2 separate regions of the Mus musculus genome follow, and region 1 is linked to region 2. Evidence: chromatin loops called from intact Hi-C (ENCODE). Cell type or tissue: left cerebral cortex. All regions are shown on one strand. Links, peaks and the distances in the headings refer to the core of each region. The heading gives the core; the rest is flanking DNA. Region 1 holds the start of Slc25a21 (solute carrier family 25 (mitochondrial oxodicarboxylate carrier), member 21). Region 2 has its middle 14 kb from the start of Gm15524.

What was found. A loop is a pair of places that touch in the nucleus more often than their neighbours do. Peaks named below come from ENCODE experiments on the same cell type or tissue, not always from the same donor. Only the 100,000 strongest peaks of a DNase experiment are listed, where the experiment ranks them.
Region 1: it touches region 2 in a loop (3-fold over the local background); 29 of 42 quality-filtered maps call a loop at or near these places.

What each region holds. Positions count from the first base shown.
Region 1 is chr12:57,192,869-57,198,246 of GRCm38, reverse strand. It overlaps Slc25a21 (solute carrier family 25 (mitochondrial oxodicarboxylate carrier), member 21), which reads left to right and starts at 775. Exons shown (of 10, transcript NM_172577.3): 1 at 775-1,374. The coding sequence starts at 1,308. In left cerebral cortex, for the core only: a CTCF peak has its summit at 3,387 (motif pointing right); DNase peaks (open chromatin) are centred at 1,114, 1,463 and 3,459; H3K4me3 peaks cover 931 bases.
Region 2 is chr12:56,677,890-56,683,267 of GRCm38, reverse strand. No RefSeq gene overlaps it. Among named protein-coding and RNA genes, the nearest start is that of Gm15524, 14 kb to the left of the region's middle. In left cerebral cortex, for the core only: CTCF peaks have their summits at 1,522 (motif pointing left) and 2,108; no DNase peak of the experiment used is centred there.

The DNA of each region.
Region 1 (5,378 bases), core at 314-5,313, 510 kb before region 2:
ATGTGCCTATCTTTGCATTCTCAGCGCTAGGATTACAGACCCAGACTAATACTGTCTTACATGTGCAGGGAAACTGGATTTTGGTCCTTAGGCTTGCATGGCAAGCACTTTACTGACTGAGCCATCTCCCCAGCTCACTACCACCGACATTTAATAGCTCAAAGAATGAAAATAAGATATAAGTATTCATTTCGTATATTTGATTTGACATTGTATTATTTTAAATTGCACATACCCATGTTTTTGACAGAGAACAACGGCAGTTTATATGGCCCAGAATATATGCATTAAACACTACGTTTTAGAAATAACAGCAGCGGGGTTTCCACAGTACTTTCTCTTATCATCTCCGGCCTGTCAGGGGTGTGGTGAGCGTTCTAAATATCTGACTCCTGTGTTTCTCTTATACTGCAGTTTGCACCTTGTGGTTCACTAACAGGCACTAACTGGTACTTTTGTTTTGTCAGTGATTCTAAAGAGCTAGTGTGAGTTAATTCCACATTTTGTAGAAAGAAATAAGCAGGTTATTGGTGCTCCTCTTTCATGTCTACCTACTGTTCCTAACAGAGAACTGCTTAAAACAGGTTTCTAGGCCCTAAGCCCAAAGAACTCGGCTTTCTGACAAGTCTGTCATATTGTGCGCAGCGTGGTGACCCTGTGAACTGGGCACAGGACACTTGAATAACAAGTCCTTTATGGTTTTCAGTAAGTAAAACTCAGTTTATTATGCATGAAATAAAAGTCCAAAACCACTTCCCCCGCACAGTTACTGCACTTTGTAAGTCAGATCTGCTCTGATCTAGTTGCTGTGGCCTTCAATTTCTGGTTGACTAACTTGGAGGAATTTCCTCACTATCCCTTCTTTTGAATAGTACCGTATTTTAGCCTGCCTGGAGGGCAAGGGTCACCCGCGGCTACATCACAGTCGCAGCTAGCTAAGGCAGCCCTTAGATAAGCAGCCAGCTAAACAAACTCCGCAGTAGGTCTCGATAGGCAAATTCATAAGCCCCTATCTTGAAGCTCGAGCCTGACCCACCGAGCTAGGTCAAGTCTACCCAGCCCCCAGTTGTCAGTGTTCCCCCTCCGGTGCCCCGGTGGAAAGGGCAGCCTTAGGCAGCGCTGGGCAAGTTCGGACCCCCTCCGCCAACCTCGCGGCGACTCGGTGCCCGAACCGCCGCCTTTAGCTGGATCGCAGCCACACCGGGAAGAGTTCAGCCCCAGGACCGACGGGGCCCGGTCTCCATCGGCGGCGGCCTTCAGAGGAGCTCGCTCGGGCAACTTGGTCACCCGGTCCCCTGGTCGCGAAGATGTCGGCCTCCAACGTCAGCTTACTGCACGAGACCTCCAGGCAGGTCGCGGCCGGAGGGTCTGCAGGTAAGGCTGTCCGCTCGCTCCCCGCGCGCCCGCCGCTCCTCCGCCGCACCACCCGACAACTGTCCCCCAGGCTCGCCTTCCAACCGAAGTTTTGTGTGCGAGTGCGTCCTCCTAAATCTTCTACTCTGACTCCTCTGCGAAGAGCCGAGCAGCCGGCGGCGGCTCTTTTGGGTGCAGTCCCCACTAGCTGCTCTGCTCTAGGGTCCCCGGGGGTTCTCTGTTCCTAGAATGGAGCATGAAAGGATTCGCCAGTCCCTGAAACTTACTGTGACTTTGAGAAAGCTTCCCCCTCCCGTCCTTTTCTTCGCTTTGACAGCTATTTTACACAAAAAAGGATTCAGTTCCAGTTCGGTCTTACTTAAGTTTCTTAGCAAGTTTCTTCCAAGGCCCAAGCTAAAGAGGATCTTAGCATAGCTCTCTTCGCAGGGATTCTTTTTACTGCGCTTCTTGGGGATCTATGCACGCCATAAATATATTAAAATTAAACGCTCGTGCTAACAAATGTAAACACCTTTGATGTAATGGACTCACATTAATCTGTGGAGAGCTATGATGTGGGAGAGACTTTACAAAAAGATCTGTTAAAGCCAGCTTGGTAATAATTACTGTGCAACTTGGAAGAAGTTGCTCGCCATTAAATTATGCGTATGCCTAATTTTTAATATTTTTAATATTAGGCTGTAACAGTTCATAAGTTTTGTTATTTTAATAAATTATTATAACAATGAAATAGTATTAAAGTTGACTAAAAGATACTCAATATATACTTAGTAACATTTACTTTCAAGAAAATATGAACTTTTAAATAATGGAGTGCTTCAAACTCTGAGTAGTTTTATGTCATGAACTAGCTGCATCTCTGGGGTATCAAAAGCATCCAGATATGTCACATAATTTGCGTACTTTAACAAGATACAGTTATGAAAATGAAATATATATATATATATATATATATATATATATATATATATATATATATGCTTGACCATAGGGAAAGCAAAGTTGCTTAACATCCCAGGCTGTGCCCAGTGACTTACAGGTATCTCTGTTGGTTTGTATAATCACAACATGTATAGTCACAGTTATACTCAAAGACTGTTAAAAAATAAATCAGACTCTAATCCTGTTTATGCTGCATATTTCTGGATAAATATTTGGCACAGATGCATTTATGCCATCATGTATCATCATCATCATCATCATCATCATCATCATTATTATTATTATTTATTTATTTATTTATTTATTTATTTATTTTGGTTTTTCGAGACAGGGTTTCTCTGTATTGCCCTGGCTGTCCCGGAACTCACTTTGTAGACCAGGCTGGCCTCGAAATCAGAAATCTACCTGCCTCTGCCTCCCGAGTGCTGGGATTAAAGGCGTGTGCCACCATGCCGGGCTCGTGTATCATTATTAATGTAAATGGAATTAATCAGTTAGCATAGCTAAATGTTAAGCCATTTATAAGATAAATTTAAAATTGGCTGGTCGATTCATATAGTTTACATTGTGGCACTGTTGATAGGTAAGAAGGATAATAAATACTTTCATCACCTTGCGGTCATATTTTCTTCTACTTGGCCTTTAAAAGCATATTAATAAAAATTAAATTTATTGAAACTGTAGTAATGTAGGCTGAACCTATTAGACTTACTAGAGCAAGGGCCAGAAAGAAAAAGTAGAGTTTTTTTAAAACTCGGGTGTATTTGGATCTCTAATACTAGACTTCTGATTACTGGTGCTAACATGTCTCTTTCTGTGAATTATAATGGTCTTCAGGTTGCAAAGGCCTCTAAAAGAAAGTTCTCTTAAGGAAAAAAAGTAAAGAAATGGGAGTGGTTTGTCGGAAAGATAAAAGTGTCTCATGGTATTCGGGGTCTAGTGTCATTCATTCCATTGAGCAATTAGAACACTCAACTAGAAAGCAGGATGCAACGTCTCTTCATCCTGTCTATGTCAGTGTCCCTCAAGGCAGGACTGTGTGTGTCTAGTCCCCAGGGAGGCCACAAGAGGGTGATAGAACCTCTGGAACTAGAGTTACAGACAGCTGTGAGACACCAAGTAGGAATGGAAGTTTGGTTCTCCGAAAGATCTGAACCACTGAATTATTTCTCTAGCCCTTATCTTCCTTTGACAAAGAGAAATCTCTTTGGCATTCTGCCAAGCAGCCTGGTGTGCCATGCCAACTGCCTTCTGTGGAGATGTACAAGGGGGTAAGGGTGCCAATTTGACAGAGATATTTCACTATGTGCTCTTAGGGACTGGAGAAGGTTTTTGTTTTTTGTTTTCTCTCTCACAATTAACTGTTGCTTTGTGGTTTTCCTTCCATGTATTAGAATTTGGTTTCCAACAGCTTCCAAGTATTCATGCTCTTGAATGATCTTCCTGGGGACAGGGGTGGGGGAACTTACATTTTTATTTTTAGTTCAAAATCCTAGTAATAGACTCAAATTTACCCAAATAGGAACCCACCTCTATCAATTAACAATAATAGCCTATCCCCATTGGATGGGTGGTACAAACAGCTTGAAGATTCTCAAAGAAAAGCAGGAAAAAATAGTAGATACACCATGAAAGGATTATATATGTATATTATAATACATCACTCTTTTATTACAAGAGGGCTTGCGATATTTGCATTTATTTTTTAAAGATTTATTTATTTTATGTATATGAGTATACACTGTAGCTATACAGATAGTTGTGAGCCTTCACCCGGTTGTTGGAATTGAATTGAGGACCTCTGCTCCCTCTCTCTGGTCAGCCCCACTTGCTCAGTCCCTGCTTGCTCTGGCCCAAAGATTTATTTATTATTATTAATAAAGTACATCGTAGCTGCCTTTAGACACCCCAGAAGAGGGCATCAGATCTCAATAAGAATGGTTGTGAGCCACCACATGGTTGCTGGGATTTGAATTCAGGACTTTCAGAAGAACAGTCAGTGCTCTTACCCACTGATCCATCTCACCAGCCCCCAATATTTGCATTTAAAAATTGAAGGTATGCTTAGCAGTTGTTAACATGCATCTAATAGCATATATCTAAAACCTCTGTTATGGTTTGCCATTATAGTTAGACCTTGCAGAATAGATAGAGCTTGCTACTAGTGACAACTATGTTTTGAATAAGCATAGCAAGCTTAGAAAGGAGGAATATAAGATATATAGTATATATAGGGGCATCAGGCAGTGAAATGGAGCTGGATCCTGTGTTCAAGGATATTAAATTGAATTAATGGATTGGTGGCCTTGGCAAGACCCTACCCAGCTAAATTTAGATCCAGGAAGGGTGGTACACACCTGGAGACAGACATGAAGATCTCTGAGTTCAAGGTCAATTTACAGAGCAAGATCCAGGACAGCCAAGCTTTGGCATTGAAGGAGTTGGAAAAGAGGAAGCTAGTGATGTAAGAGAACAAGGGAACCATGTTCCAGCTCCTGCAAGCAGCACCTTTAATCCCAACACTTGGGAAGCAGAGGCAGGCAATTAATTCTCAGTTGAATTCCAGGCCAGCCTGGTCTATATAATGAGACTCTAAAAAGGAAAAAAAAAATGAATAAAAAGAAAAAAAGTCCTCCCATAGACAAACGAAAAGCAATAAACAAAGAAGAAATATATAGTGGCATCTAGAAATTTGTTTAAAATGTTGGACTTCAGGCTTCCAAGTATGACTGACTGTACTGAATCTACATTCTAGGTAGGCTTCAGGTTATTGGCTTGTATTTTTATTTTAAAAGTACTGTGTTAGATCTTTGAGCAAAAGCACTCCCCAGAGTGAGAGGGCACAATTCATATGGCAGAGGATTGCAAGTAAAATGTTTTTGGCTTTCACTGTGGATGAGAGTGGGCATGGAGGTGGGAAGAGAATGGATTGTGTAGCCTCTATGATGTACCCTTGTGTTGGCTTCCAGGAATACCGTCCAACCTTTATATTTCATTTGATTCTGTTAAATAAGCTGTCTGCACTTTTATTTCCAATGCCTGGCATGTGTGCCTCTTGCTTT
Region 2 (5,378 bases), core at 193-5,192:
GCCATCATATCTACAGGTAAGAACAGAGCATAGATCTCATTGTTTATTTGTGGACACAAAGGTCAGGGTGTCAAATTGCAAATTTTGGGTCCTCAATCAAAGGCTGCTGTGTTTAGCCTCCTCTAGTTCCTTTCTCCACTTATAGGAAGGAACAAAATAAAATGTTTTGTGGAAGTTTATATTGAAATGAGGTCAGGTAAACTAATGACTGCTTGGTATTTTATGGCAAGTTTTATAACCTTGGAGTTGCTATAACTTTCAAACGATCATCAATAAAGTTTTATTGCGAAAGGGTCGCCATGTGTCTGAATGCTTTTGCACGCAGTAAAGGCAGACTGCCCCGTTGGCTTAGCTCACCAGCTCCTTTTCACCCCAGCCATAAAGACTTTTTTTTTTTAAGGTTGAAAAGTCTTCAGGTCTCTCATCTTCTTCAGGTCAGGTTGGCAACTCAGGAACTTCGTGAAAATTATTCACTTAGGGTTAAATTGCTGCATACAGGCAATTTTTCAAAATTATGTAATGAGAATTTGAAAAATTTAAATTAGCTTTCCTTGTTGTTTGAAAATGGGTCTCACCATCTAGTCCTGGATAGCCATATAGGTAAGGGGGTGCTAGAGGTCTTGGATCCCCACCCCACCATTTCACTCTCTGTCACTGCCTCCCTAGTACCTGGATTACAGGCCATCAAGCCTGCTCTTAAAATAGGACAATTTTAATAATATAAATGACAGTCTTGAAGGAAAGTTGATAGCTTGTTACAGAAGCATGTGTTTGAATGGTATGTCATATACATAAGGGCTGTCATTAAATAATTGTGTGTTTAAGTACCATAATGGTCTCAAAGATGAACTACAGTATTTGAGGCTCTTAATGACATCAGAGAATCTTAACAATTCTGGAGGACTTACATTCCTTTCTTACTTGAATTTAGCTGAAAGAGGTAGAGGGCGGAGTTGCAGGGGGACGTGGGTTGGGAGGTTGGTTGGTTAGGAGCTGGTGAATGTTGACTTAGGCTCTGTTTTTTGCACGTTGTTTTCTAACACATTCTAAAGAAGACTTTCCAGGGTCCCAAGACCTCAGTGACTCCACAGAGCAAGCCCTCAGACTCGGGCTCCGATCAGAATCCTATCCTGCGGATGCTTCTTCATCTATAGTCAAATCACTGTGGAAAGGAAGAAAGAGACTAACGGAGGGAGCAAACGATCTGATAGGAACTTCAGTCGTCTACTCTCCGGCTACTCTGTCAATGAAGTGTTGCAACGTGTGTGTGTGTGTGTGTGTGTGTGTGTGTGTGTGTGTGTGTGTGTGTGTGTGTTTTCAAAGTGGTAAATGGAGGAGAGAGGAAGCTGGAGATAGGCGGGAGTACACTTGTGTCATCTTGGGATTTGAGTATGAGAACCTCCTTGCAGCAGGCCAGTCTCCCCGTGTAAGAAGGACCTCTGTTTCAGATGTTTATATTTCCCATTTAAACACTATCCTTAGCTACCCCCACTTTGCAGTAGCTCTCCAGAAGAGCGTGGTGAACATCGCCCCCTCCCGGACTGCTGGACACTCCTTTGCACTCCGCATCTGCTCCTTCCAAAGTCACTCTGAATCAGCGCTCATTGTGCTTCCCCCGCTGTGAGTCTGAGTCCTCAGACTTGGGACCTGGCCTCGGACCCATCTGCCACCTCTGGAGGACCAGAACCTCTCGTTGCCCCGTGCTCCTGGTCCGGTGCTGAGCACGCGGGACCCACGCAGACCACCAAGGCCTTAACCCCAATTCTAACAGTCCTTAAGTTTGCTGGTTACCTAGGGGCAGTCTGTGGCCGGCTCACAATCACCCCTCAGGTCACCGGTCCAGTCCCTACTGAGGTCGCGGTACCACGAGCCGCCGCAGCCCAACAGCCAGCGCCGGGGACACTAGCGGCTGGAGCATCAGGACAAGGACGCACAGGTGCAGGCTGGAAGACCGCTGAGTGATGGGCACTCGCTAGATTCTGAGATGCCTATAGGTCAAACTCTACAGAGCAAGCGAAGCTGCGTGGCTGAGATCCCGTGGCTGAGATCCTGGCCGGGCCGGCAGGGGCTTTGAGCTGCGGGCGGCTGACTGAGGGAGTGGGCTGTGGCGCCATCTCCCGAGGAAACCTGCTCCATCGCAGCTCGCAGGTAGCCTTAGCCTGCTGCGAAGAATTACCTAGTGTAAACTGATTAAATCAAACTGAAGGTTGAGAGGAATCTCCCATACCCGCAATGAGTTGCCAATATCCACCGCCGCCCGCCCGCCCCCACCTCAGGTTCTACTCCACACTGGGAGGAAAGGCAGACGAAGAAAAAAACTTTCTGGAAATGTAGGATTCTCTTCTCTCTCTCTCTCTCTCTCTCTCTCTCTCTCTCTCTCTCTCTCTCTCTCTCTCCCTCTCTCTCTCAAGGATCCACAAACGGAGAAGGCTCACTCCCCTCTTAAGGCAGGTTTCAGGAGTTAGGGCAAGTGCCTGAAATCTCTTCACTTCCTCCTCAGAGAGGAACCTAGCTCTCCACCTCTTGGGAGAAAAGTTTCCCTCTGCAAAAACGGTATAATGTTTCTTGAAACAATGTCCTAAACAATAAATTGAGTGTGTGATGGGAGGAAGGCAGACACTAACAAAATGTGTAGCCTCTCCAGAAATACAGAAAGAACCGTTTTCAAAATTATGTACCTGCTAATAATTACAGCCCATCTCTGCTCACAGATACCCCATGGCCAGAGTTGCTTTCTCTGGCTTCCACACTGCCTCATATTGAAGTTGAGCTTCTGCTAAGGATTCCTGTTCTGGAAGGGTAGGATTTGTTTTCTTCCTAAGTACCATTATAAAAATCAGCAGAGGGCTGGAGAGATGGCTCAGCGTTAAGAGTGCTGGCTGCTCTTCCTAGAGGTTCTAAGTTCAATTCCCAGCAACCACATGGTCGGTGGCTCACAACCATCTGTAATGGGATCTGATGCCCTCTCTGGCATGAAGGTATACACCCAGATAGAACACTCATACATTAAATAAATAAATCTCCCCCCATTTATTTATTCACTTTCAGCCCTCCCTCATCTTCCAACCCTCCCCTCTCCCTTTCTCTTCTAAGAAGGGGGACGGCCCCCTGGGTACCAACTGACCCTGGGACATCAAGTTTCTGCAGGGCTAGGCACATCCTCTCCCAGTGAGACCAGACAAAGCAGTCCAGTTAGAACAGGATCCACAGGCAGGCAACAGAGTCAGGGTAAGCCCTACTCCCCACTGTTGGGAACTCACATGAAGACGTATGTGACATATGTGAATATGTGACATATCTGTTACATATGTGAGGAGGCCTAGGTCCAGCCGGTGTCTGTTCTTTGGTTGGTGGTTCAATCTCTGGGAGCCCCCAAGGGTGCAGGTTAGTTGATTCTTTTGGTTTACTTGTGGATTCCCTATTCCCTCCAGGTCCCTCAATCCTTTCCCCAACTCTTCCACAAGACTCCCTGAGTTCTATCTACTATTTCCCTGAAGGTCTGCCTCTGCATCTGTTTCTGTCAGCTGCTTGGTGGAGCCTCTCAGAGGAGTGTTATGTTAGGCTCCAGTCTGCAAGCATAACAGAGTATCACTAATAGTGTGAGGAATTGGTGCTTGCCCATGGGATGTGTCTCAGGTTGGACTTGTCATTGGTTGGCCACTCCCTCAGTCTGCTCCATCTTTCTTCCTGCCTTCTTGCAGGCAGGACACATTTTGGGTCAAAGGATTTGTAGATGGGTTGGTGCCCTTATCCATCCACTGAGAGTCCTGCCTGGCTAACTCACTTATACATTAAATAAATAAATAAATAAATAAATAAATAGTCCTTTAACAAATCAGCAGAAGTAGCTGGGAAGATAGAATCTCCTGGTGGGATACAAAAGCTAGCCCCTCTATGGGTTATTTTTTTGTTAAACTCATTCTTTCATCCTATCCTGGCCTATGAAGACCTTGCTAACCCGTGGAGTTTGAATCTTAAATGACCCACAAAGGCCCTTGTGTTGGAGGCTTGCTCTCCAGCTTCACAGTAGTGAGAAACAGTGGAAAATCTTAGAGGTGGGACTTTGTGGGAGTTTTAGGACTTAGAAGAGAAACTCTTGAAGGAAATTTTGAGACCCTGGTCTCATCCTCCTTCTATTACTGTCTTTTACTCTCCAGCCATCAGGTGACCAGCCATACTCCACTATGCCATGCTCACCATGACCTGCTGCCAACTGACCATGGAGACCTGAGCGCAAAAATAAATCTCTATAAGCTGACTCTCTTGGGTATTGGTTAACGTGAGAAGCACTGATTGTCTGTTTTAAGCTTTGGCCAAAAAGGTTCAAATTCCCATTTTCATTAGTTCAGAAAGACACACTCATATTCATAGTACTTGTATTAAGACCCTAAAGTGTGTTGGGTACTGTGTTGGATGCTGGAGAACACAGTGACAAGGAAGATCATGGCTTCATAGACAAGCTGGACCACTTGGTTAACACAATATTGCCTTCATGGGACAGGTAGGATGGCTCTGGAGGTAAGAGCACACGCCATTAAGCCTTATGGCCTGAGTTCAATACCCAGGACCCACATAGTTGAAGGAGAAAAGCAAATTCCACAAACTGTCCTCTGACTTCTACACATGCCCCATGTTAGGTTTCAAACCTGGGAGAAATGGCCAAGGTGCCTATTTAAGATGTCAGATCAGACTTGCTTGCTACAAGGTTCTCTCTGCATCCTTTAGTCCCTTCCTGCTTCACATGGCTCATGGTCACGTCCACTCTGGACTCTACCAGATGTCCCCTGCCTCTGGCTATGCTCCAGCACGTATCTATAATAAACCTTCTTTTCTTCTCTGCCACACCCACGACCAGTCATGTCCCTTTCCTTTTTTATTATTTTTTTTCTTTTATGGTGTAGTGGTTAAGAACACTTGTTCTTGCAGAGGACCCAGGTTAGATTCTCAGCACTCATATGGAGGCTCACAACCAACCATGATTCTAGGGGATCCAATGCCCTCGTCTGGCCTCCAGGGCACTGCATGCATATAGTCCGCAGCCATACATGCGCATGTACACACTCACGCACTCTGGAGCATCCTCTTACCCTCACAGAGAAAGAAGAGGGGAGGAGCAGGAGGAGAAGGGAGTTGGGAGAGAGAGGAAGGAAGATGAACATAACGGTGATTGGCAGAGTACACTCTGTCCGTGCTCATAATTGGCTAATTCCGATTCTGAGCTTACATCTCCACTTCTCATCCGTCTCGAAGAACAATGTCCTCATTTACGTGGAAAAAAAAATCTTTTGATGGCCAAAGACAAGTCATGAGGGAAAGCCCTGAGTCACACAGGGCTTTCCCTCACAGAAGCCGAGGGCTGTGGCGGATCTGGCTTCAGG